2 separate regions of the Homo sapiens genome follow, and region 1 is linked to region 2. Evidence: read pairs that join two places in POLR2A ChIA-PET (ENCODE). Cell type or tissue: Panc1. All regions are shown on one strand.

What was found. ChIA-PET counts read pairs that join two places held together with the same protein. Peaks named below come from ENCODE experiments on the same cell type or tissue, not always from the same donor. Only the 100,000 strongest peaks of a DNase experiment are listed, where the experiment ranks them.
Region 1: POLR2A ChIA-PET joins it to region 2 with 8 read pairs; 3 of 35 experiments call an interaction of 5 or more read pairs at or near these places.

What each region holds. Positions count from the first base shown.
Region 1 is chr13:45,142,223-45,147,222 of GRCh38, forward strand. All of the region lies in intron 2 of GTF2F2 (general transcription factor IIF subunit 2), which reads left to right. Among named protein-coding and RNA genes, the nearest start is that of GTF2F2, 24 kb to the left of the region's middle. In Panc1, no CTCF peak of the experiment used is centred here; no DNase peak of the experiment used is centred here; H3K27ac peaks cover 2,425 bases.
Region 2 is chr13:45,258,448-45,263,447 of GRCh38, forward strand. All of the region lies in intron 6 of GTF2F2 (general transcription factor IIF subunit 2), which reads left to right. Among named protein-coding and RNA genes, the nearest start is that of KCTD4, 60 kb to the left of the region's middle. In Panc1, no CTCF peak of the experiment used is centred here; no DNase peak of the experiment used is centred here.

The DNA of each region.
Region 1 (5,000 bases), 120 kb before region 2:
GTGGCGTGATCTCGGCTCACTGCAACCTCCGCCTCCTGAGTTCAAGCAATTCTCGTGCCTCAGCCTCCTGAGTAGCTGGGATTATAGGCGCCTGCCACCATGCCCAGCTAATTTTTTTTATTTTTAGTAGAGACAGGGTTTCACCATGTTGGCCAGGCTGGTCTTGAACTCCTGACCTCAAGTGATCTGCCTGCCTTGGCCTCCCAAAGTGCTAGGATTACAGGCGTGAGCCACCACGTCTGGCCCTCAGAATTTCTTAAAAGGGAATCTAGTGGTTTTTACCTATGCCAATATCAGAGACAAATAAGGAGCAAATTGTGTGTGTTTGCATGTTTTATATGTAGGCAACAGGTCTAGCAGATTTTCTACCTAACGTAACACATAATCAGTCTTGTAGAAGATCTAGATACTTTTAGTGATGAGAACAGACTTATAGTAATTAGTACCCTAAGACTGCTATGAAAATGCTTGAAAACAGCTTGTTGCCTAGTTGGTCTCCTGGCTGTATTCTCCAGGCTGTCTTGTTTACTTTACTAATTTACTTAGTTTTCATTGCTGTTACTGAATTAACTAAATTCACTGTTAAACAAGTGTAGGATGGGTGGGGAATGTCTTACAGTGCATGTGACTAGGTTATCAGGATTTTAGTTGATTTTGAGCTTAATATGAGTCATCAAATTTATGAGCCGATAAACAAAAGGCTCCATTGATAGATGTCTGTTGTTTAGAATGAAGTGGAATGATAATCCTCCTCCTTACTTTGCCAGTCAGCTCACAGTGAAAACATTATGTTCAGTTCTTAGTGCTGCACTTAAAGAGAGACATGGATGAATAAGATCATTCAGTGGAGTGAGACTAGGATAATCAGAAAGCTGGAAAAAAAAATTAATGTCTTATAAGGAACATTTGAAAGTCTAGGGCTGTTAAGAGAAGATGTAGGGCAGACCAGGTAAACTGTACTCACAGATGTAGAATCAACTACTGATTCCTAGAGGCAGATTAACCTCTAAGTATGTAGGTTTATAGGTTATAGGTTATAGGTTACCTGTGGTTTAAAAAAATGTGTATTTGGGTACAAAATGAAAACAACTAAGATTTTAGAAAGGCAGTGTGGCATACTGGTTATGAGTATGGACCTGGGAATTAGCCTGAGGTTTAGTCCTTACCCTATCACTTACTAGCTATGTGACTTTGCGTAAATTGTTTACTCTGTTTCCTCATCTGAGGAGATGATATTAATACCTCATAGGTTCAAATGCATGTAAAATACGTAGTTAATAAGAGTTCTCCTGCTGTTGTAACCACGCATACTACACAGGCCAGATAGTAGATACTGCATTGTGTCTAATGTGGTGTGGGAGGACCTTCCCTCCCTACCACATCTTCCGAAGCTCAGCAGCAGCTTGCTGTGTGTCGCAGGCCAGAAACTAGGAGATCTGTATGGCGTGGCTGCTTATTCCAGAAGACAGGGCTGTGGGTGGAGAGATTGGGAGAGGCAGAGAGGAGGGAAAAGACGTGCAGCCTGGAATGCAGCTCTTCCTGAATTTGGTTCTGTCTTAATACTCGAAAAAAGGAGAGTCCAGTTGTGAATAAGATGAGAGTAACAGCTTGTTCTGACAGTTGGTAACATTTGGACCATTTTTATCAAGCAATTTATATGATATTTCTAAACCAATGTACCTGGATTATTTTTGTATCTTTGGACATCTGATGTGTGCCACATTTTAATTAGTTTATAGTTTTGCTGGTCTGGGCATGGTGGCTCACACCTGTAATCCTAACACTTTGGGAGGCTGAGGCAGGTGGATCACCTGAGGTCAGGAGTTCGAGACCAGCCTGGCCAACGTGGTGAAACCCCGTCTCTACTAAAAATACAAAAATTAGCCAGATGTGTTGGTGTGTGGCTATAATCCCAGCTCCTCGGGAGGCTGAGGCAGGAGAATCGCTTGAACCCGGGGAAGCAGAGGTTTCAGTGAGCGGAGACCTCACCATTGCACTCCAGCTTGGTCAACAAGCGCAAAACTCAGTCTCAAAAAAAAAATTAGTTTATAGTTTTGCTTTAGCTTGTTTAATTTTAAAGGCAACCTTCTTTGTACATCACCATCCTGCCTCAGAATACTTCAGTTGTCCAAATGTTTGATATATGTTATATCTTATTGATAATCATGTAGCCTGTACTAATAATATGGCTTCTCCCCGAGATTTTTATTTCTAGCTTTATTTCTTTTTTTGGTCTTTTTTTTTTTTTTTTTTTTTGAGACAGAGTCTCACTCAGTCACCCAGGCTGGAGTGCAGTGGCGCGATCTCGGCTTGGGTTCACGCCATTCTCCTGCCTCAGCCTCCCGAGTAGCTGGGACTACAGGCGCCCGCCACCACGACTGGCTAATTTTTTGTATTTTTAGTAGAGACGGGGTTTCACTGTGTTAGCCAGGTTGGTCTCGATCTCCTGACCTCGTGATCCACCCGCCTCGGCCTCCCAAAGTGCTTATTTCTAGCTTTATTTCTAAACATGTTTAACATTCTGGGTCATGTGGGGACCCGCTAATAATAAAAAGTATGGAAACAAAAAATTAATGAGACACAATTTTTCTGTTATAAAATTGACTGAGTTTAGAACAGTGTTATACTGATAATATGATGACGGGAGTTCAATTTGTTACAAACTTTCTGAAAGGCAGTCTGGCAACATATATGTGTGTGTATATAACTTACACAACATGCACACATATTCCTGCTCAAAACAACATAGAATAACAATCCCACTGTTTTCTCTGCCAGTTAGCTCACAGCTCAAGCATTTTATTCAGTTCTCGATGATGCCATTATCTAGAGAGATAGACAAATGAGCTCATCCAGTAGAGTGGGACTGGGATAATGAGAAAGCTATAAAAATTAATAAAAAAAATTCATGCCTTTCATCCAGCAATTCTGTAAATTTCTCTTTGTTTCTTTCATTCCATCAACTGCTAGGAACTTATCCCAGGGAAGTAATAGGTGAGTGATGGAAAGATTAATATATGAGGATAAATTAATAGTAAAATATTTATGCCCTTTTGACATGTCTTCATCATTCTTTGAGCACTTGTTATTTTTTTGACATAGAGAGATGTTTTAGACTCATCTTATACATTTCTGCCTAAGCCCTGGAGTTAGCCATTTCTCCAAGGGGTTGGCCATGGTTCCTTTTAGGGGAGAATGATATTTAGAAACTAAGATCTGGATACCCCAAATGCTTCTTGCTGCTTCCAAGGCCTTCTCAGTGAACAGAGCTAGGGAGCATATGTACACACACACATACCTCCCCCACACACATCCCTCTTTACATCTGTATTTCTATATTTACATATATTGAAATGAGTTTGCACTAATATATCCAGTTCCAATAAAATACCACATACTTTGTTCCAGTTTTCTTCCTTTTCTTACTTGTGCTTCTTTTCCAAAAGTGAGAAACCTGGTTCCTGTTGTCCTTAATATAGTTACTTATTTGTTTGGGCCTCTGTTCTTACTTGTTCAGTCCGTTCCCAACTCCATGTGCAAATACCCTATTCACCCTGCTTGGGCTGTAGCTCCCCTCAGTGTGCTGCCACTTTTGCTGTCCTCCACTGGGACACCCTCCTCACCCTGTTCAGGCTTTCATTCCTGTTCTGAGGTTTCTCCCCTCCTCCATAGGAATGCCTCCTTACCCCACTAAGGGTCCAGCATCCTGTTTCAGGTTGTCCTCCTATATGTGGATGCTCTCACCCGCCAGGCTCTGACACATTTCTTACTGAGCCACTCCTTTATAGCGATGCCCTCCTTACCTGACTGGGCTCTGATACCTTGCCCCTGCTTGCCTGCTTCACCCCAGTGGCATCCTCTTCACCCCATTTGGACTATGACCATCCTATCCAACCCACTCTGAAGAAGATACCTATGTTGTTTGGCTTCACCTAATGGTTTTTGAGCTCAGTTGTTCAGTTAGGGGAAGTATGAATAGGAATTAAAACAAGGCCTGGTGCGGTGGCTTATATCTGTAATCTCAGCACTTTGCGAGGCCAAGGCAGGAGGATCACTTGAGTCTAGGAGTTCGAAACCAGCTGGGGCAACATAGTGAGACCCTGTCTCTACAAAAATAAAAATAAATGTTAGCTAGATAAGGTAATGAGCGCCTGTGGTCCCAGCCACTCCAGAGGCTGAGGTGGGAGGATCACTTCAGCCCAGGAAGTCAAGGCTGCAGTAAGCCATCATCATGCCACTGCACTCTAGCCTGGGTGACAGGTCAAGACCCTGTCACAAAAAGAAAACAAAACAAAACCAACAAGAGCCAACAGTTGAATAATGATATTGTTTTATTAACCTGGAAAAGGTGTTGCTTATTGCCTGTTAGTGAAAAGCCAGGCCCCATTGGTACCAAATCCAAGAAGTATTTTAAAAGTGTAAGAAAAAGGAAAGACATGATTAATACAAATTAAGAAAGGCAACAGGAATGAGACCGGAATCTAAAAAAGTAGCTGTGGGGTATTGAGAAATAGACTCAGAGTAGTAAAGGAGAAAATGCACAGCATTCTGAGAAATTTAGTGAAAGGATGGCCAGATGTTTACTTCATTAATTTCTGAAGATAGCACTGTATTGTACAATAATTAGCATTTAAAATTTTGCACACAGGTCATCATACAAAGGGTATATTATAGTTGTAATGTAGAATAACAAAAGGTTATGTGTACTTCATACATTCACACACCAAGACAAGGGAATATGTCATTCTTTTAAAATAAGTTTTAAGTCTTCAAGGATTAGCTTTTTTTCCTAGAGAGTATTAACTCATCTAGAGCTCATCAATCTATCATTCCAATTAAGATGCTGTTATAATTATATATGTGTGAAAATGAAATTGTCCTCTCCTCCTGTGTTCCCTGATTGCATCTAGTTACCAAGACTGAAAATGTCAACATGATCTTTAATTCATCTTTTTTCCTATGCTGCCCACTTCCAGTCATTTCCTCTTCTCTTAGTTTTA
Region 2 (5,000 bases):
GGAATCTTGGAAATGTAGCCTGCAGACCTCTTGCCACCCCACCCTTACCACCAAGGCTAGAGTTGAAGACTTGTTGCAAAATAACTGGCAAAGTGGCCCTTGACCTTTGTGAGTGTTGTACCTTGTTATATTAGCTTAGCTATTGCTGATACAAAGCTATCACGGTGTTCAATGTATTTAAAAACTAAGCATACAGAACATGAATGCAAATCACTGTATTTTGAGAGCAAAACGAAAACGTATTTTGTAGTTTTGACAAAACTTACTCTTAAAATTATACTCTTTCATCCCTTTAAAATTTTTTATCTTGTGTATGCTTATATCTATTTATAAATACAGTAGTACGTTTGTCCAGTTTATAAAGATATATGCATAGCTCATGCTTTTAATTTTTTGCTCACAAAGGTGTATAATCAAAGTTATAGAGTCAGCTGATGCGTAAGGTTCTTTGCAACTCCCTCCAACTTTGAATCCAAGTAAGGGCGACTCTGTGTGTTCTGGTTGACTTTGTGAACATCGTATCTAGCCTATGTAAATTTCATAGCATTCTTTTATGTATTTCATGGCCTCTTATAAACTTTCTCATAAGGAATTCCTTTTCTTCTCATAAGGAATCATGTCCTCTGTTGTCTAGACATTTGTTTTCGGTGTTGCTGTATACTAGAATCACCTGGGAAGCTTTTAAAGAAGAAAAATAGGCCGGGTGCGGTGGCTCACACCTGTAATCCCAGCACTTTGGGAGGCCAAGGCAGGTGGATTACCTGAGGTCAGAAGTTCGAGACCAGCCTGACCAACCTGGTAAAACCCCGTCTCTACTAAAAGTACAAAATTAGCTGGGTATTGTGGCACATGCCTGTAATCCCAGCTACTTGGGAGGCTGAGGCAGGAGAATTGCTTGAACCCGGGAGGCGGAGGTTGCAGTGAGCCAAGGTCATGCCACTGCACTCCAGTCTGGGCAACAAGAGCGAAACTCCATCTCAAAAAAAACAAAACAAAACAGAAAAATACCCTCAGAAACTGATTTGGTTAATCTAATGGGGAGGCCAGCCATCTTAAGTTTTTAAGCTTCTTGGGTAATTCTAGTATGCAGCCACTGAACCAAAGAGATGAGAACTTTTTATAGTTCTGCCATCTCCTGTTGAGGGTGGGGTGTTCAGTAATGGTACTTAGAAGGAAACCTCTTTCTCGCAAACCTAGAACTTTTTTTTTTTTTTTTTTTTTTTTTTGTGAGACAGAGTCTCGCCCTGTTGCCCAGGCTGGAGTGCAGTGGCACAATCTCGGCTCACTGCAAGCTCCGCCTCCCGGATTCATGCCATTCTCCTGCCTCAGCCTCCCAAGTAGCTGGGACTACAGGCGCCCGCCACCACACCTGGCCAATGTGATCCACCCATCTCGGCCTCCCAAAGTGTTGGGATTATAGGCGTGAGCCACTGCGCCTGGCCAAACCTAGAACTTTTAAAAAGAATTAATATTTCTTTTCTTTGTTAGAATTTCTGCCCCACAGTTTGAAAAAATAAGTTTTCTCTCTCTCATTTTTTTTTTTCTTATTTCTGGTAAAAGCTCTTGGCCAGAAAGAACTCGAAAACCTTAACTGTGCTCAGATGGGTAAGAGAAAAAAAAGAAAAGCTTACTTAGTAAACTGGTTGTTGAGGTAAACCCCCAGGAACTAGAAAGGAAATTCATTTTTATGCATATATGCTCTGTTCCCTTCAGTGTGGCAGCCGACTGTGTTAGTCTGCAGAACTAAGATTTGGGGTTTGAGTGGTTGATCTTTTAAAGTTCTATGCATAAATTTGAATTTTCCTAAATAAAAAGGATGTTTGTAGGACTATATCATGAGGGCTTTTCAGTAATATTTGCCTGTTATAATACATAGTATAAGTATACTACATGCTTTGTCCATTTGAATTTGCACACAAAGGACTGACCAATTCTAAAGAAATAATTTCCTCCCAAGAGATAATGACACACTAGGCAGAAATAGAAGCATTAGTTGAGGGGAGGGGGAATAATATCTCATAAGGATTTAACATGCAGAACCATGATATTCAAAGCTGTCATGCTCACTTCAAAAGTTAAAAGGCTTTACAAAGACTGCCTTGACAAAACACAGTATTTCTGCAAACAATAATCTAGAAGTTTATAGATGTCTGTATTATAAATTTTAATTGGTAGTGGGTGGCATTTATAATTTTAGTCAGTGATTACAGCTTCAGTAATGATGGTTGAACATATATATACCAAATCCACAAAGGATTGTCAACATTTGGTTGCATTTTAGTCAAGAATAGGCTGGGCGTGGTGGTTCACACCTGTAATCCCAGCACTTTCGGAGGCTGAGGCGGGTGGATCACTTGAGTTTGAGACCAGCCTTGAGTTTGAGACCAGCCTGGGCAGTATAGCCAGACCTACCTCTTCAAAAAAATTTTAAAAATTGGCTGGGTATGGTGGCATGCCCCTGTAGTTCCTGGAGTTCGAGACCAGCCTGGCCAACGTGGTGAAACCCTGTCTCTAATAAAAATACAAAAATTAGCCAGGCATGGTTGCACACGCCTGTAATCTCAGCTATTCAAGAGGCTGAGGCAGGAGAATCACTTGAACACGGGAGACGGAGGCTGCAGTGAGGTGAGATTGCGCCACTGCACTCCAGCCTAAGCAACAGAGTGAGACCCCATCTCAAAAAAGAAAAGGTTTGGGGGCCGGGTGCAGTGGCTCAAGCCAGTAATCCCAGCACTTTGGGAAGCCGCAGTGGGCGGATCATGAGATCAGGAGATCAAGACCATCCTGGCTAACACGGTGAAACCCTTTCTTTACTGAAAATACAAAAAATTAGCTGGGTGTGGTGGCACGCGCCTGTAGTCCCAGCTACTCGGGAGGCTGAGGCAGGAGAATCACTTGAACCCGGGAGGCTGAGGTTGCAGTGAGCTGAGATAGCATCACTGTACTCCAGCCTGGGGGACAGAGCAAGACTCCATCTCAAAAAAAAAAAAAAAAAAAGAATAATTTGTGTTCTGTTGTGAAAATTAATTGTATATGATGGATTTTTTGGTAAAAATTTGTAACTGAAGACTAAAGTACTTTCTGAATTGACATTTATTTCTATATAGTCAGTTGCGCAGTGATCTGTGATCATTGGATAGAAGATTGGTAATTAAAATTCACACAATATAAAAGCTGTTTCTACTCCAGTCTTACTAAGAGTTGTAGTGGCTGCCAACAAGTTAGATATCTGACTGCTTTAATATCATTTCCTTACAGTGCCTGAGCTCCACTGAGAAACAAAATGCCCAAAAGGCAAGGAGCTAAAAAGAGAAGAAATAACATTATCTCAAAACTGTAATCTTCTCCTAAATAGAATAGTTCATATCATTGGTAGTTTATTTGTACAGTTAATTTTATTTGTAGTGTCAAGTTGTGAATATAGTATTAAGATTACCATTTCTGCACTGTTTAGTTTTAAAAAATTACCTCAGTGACCTTGGTTTTGTCCTAACTATAAGTTATTAATAACTTAATGGCCATGGAAATTATTTAAATCCCCTTCGATAATTACACATACACTGGAACTACTTATCTGATACCACAGAGCAGAATTTGGATTATGAGCCTGTCTTAGACATTATCAAAAAAAAAAATTTAACTGGCTGGGTGCAGTGGCTCATGCCTGTAATTCCAGCACTTTAGGATGTCAAGGTTAGAAGATCACTTGAAGCCAGGAGTTTGAGACCAACCTCGGCAGTATAGCCAGACCCTATCTCTTCAAAAAAATTTTAAAAATTGACTGGGTATGGTGTCATGCCCCTGTAGTTCCAGCTACTTGGGAGGCTGAGGCAGGAGAATAATTTGATCCCAGGAGGTTGAGACTGCGATGAGCTATGATCACACCACTGCACTCTAGTCTGGGCGACAGAGTGAGATCCCATCTCTAAAATTAGTTAACTAATTAAAACAATAATATTTTTGTAGTACAGTATTAGTTAAATCTTTAATTTATTTTTGAGACGGTGTCTCACTCCGTTGCCCAGGTTGGAGTGCATTGGTGCATTCTCAGCTCACTGCAGCCCCTGCCTCCTGGGCTCAAGTGATCCTCCCACCTCAGCCTCCCAAGGAGCTTGGACTACAGGTGAGTGCCACCACACCCAGCTAATTTTTGTAGAGGCTGGGTTTTGCCATGTTCCCCAGGCTGGTCTCGAACTCCTAAGCTCAAGCGATCCGCCCACCCCAGCCTCCCAAAGTGCTGAGATAACAGGTGTGAGCCACTGCGCCCGGCCTAATCTTTATTTTGTTATTTATTTATTTATTTATTGTCTTAGAGACAGAATCTCACTCTGTTGCCTAGGCTGGAGTGCATGAGTGGCATGATCATAGCTCACTGCAGCCTCAACTTCTTGGGCTCAAGTAATCCTCCTGCCTTAGCCTCCTGAGTGGCTGGGACTACAGGCTCGTTCATGGCTAATTTTGTAGAGATGGGTCTCACTTTATTGCCCAGACTGGTCTCAAACTCTTGGTCTCAAGTGATCCTCCCCCCTTGGCCTCCCAGAGCACTAGGATTACAGGTGTGAGCCACCATGTGTGGCCATAAATTTTGTTTTAAAACAATCTTCTATAAATTATCCCGTAGTTAAACAGTCCCTGAGGACATTAAAGAGATGTTCTGTTTTTATTTTTAAATAAATTTAAATAAATGTAGGATTAAATTTAAAGTACTTAAATTTCTCTAGTGAGGAATGTTTCTGTTTTGTTCTTGCTATCGTTATTTTGTATGTCTGGGTTTTCAGACTAAATTTTTTTTTTTTTTGAGACGGAGTCTCACTCTGTCACCCAGGCTAGAGTGCAGTGGCGCGATCTCGGCTCACTGCAAGCTCCGCCTCCCAAGGTTCACACCATTCTCCTGCCTCAGCCTCCCGAGTAGCTGAGACTTCAGGCGCCCGCCACCATGCCCGGCTAATTTTTTGTATTTTTAGTAGAGACAGGGTTTCACCATGTTAGCCAGGATGGTC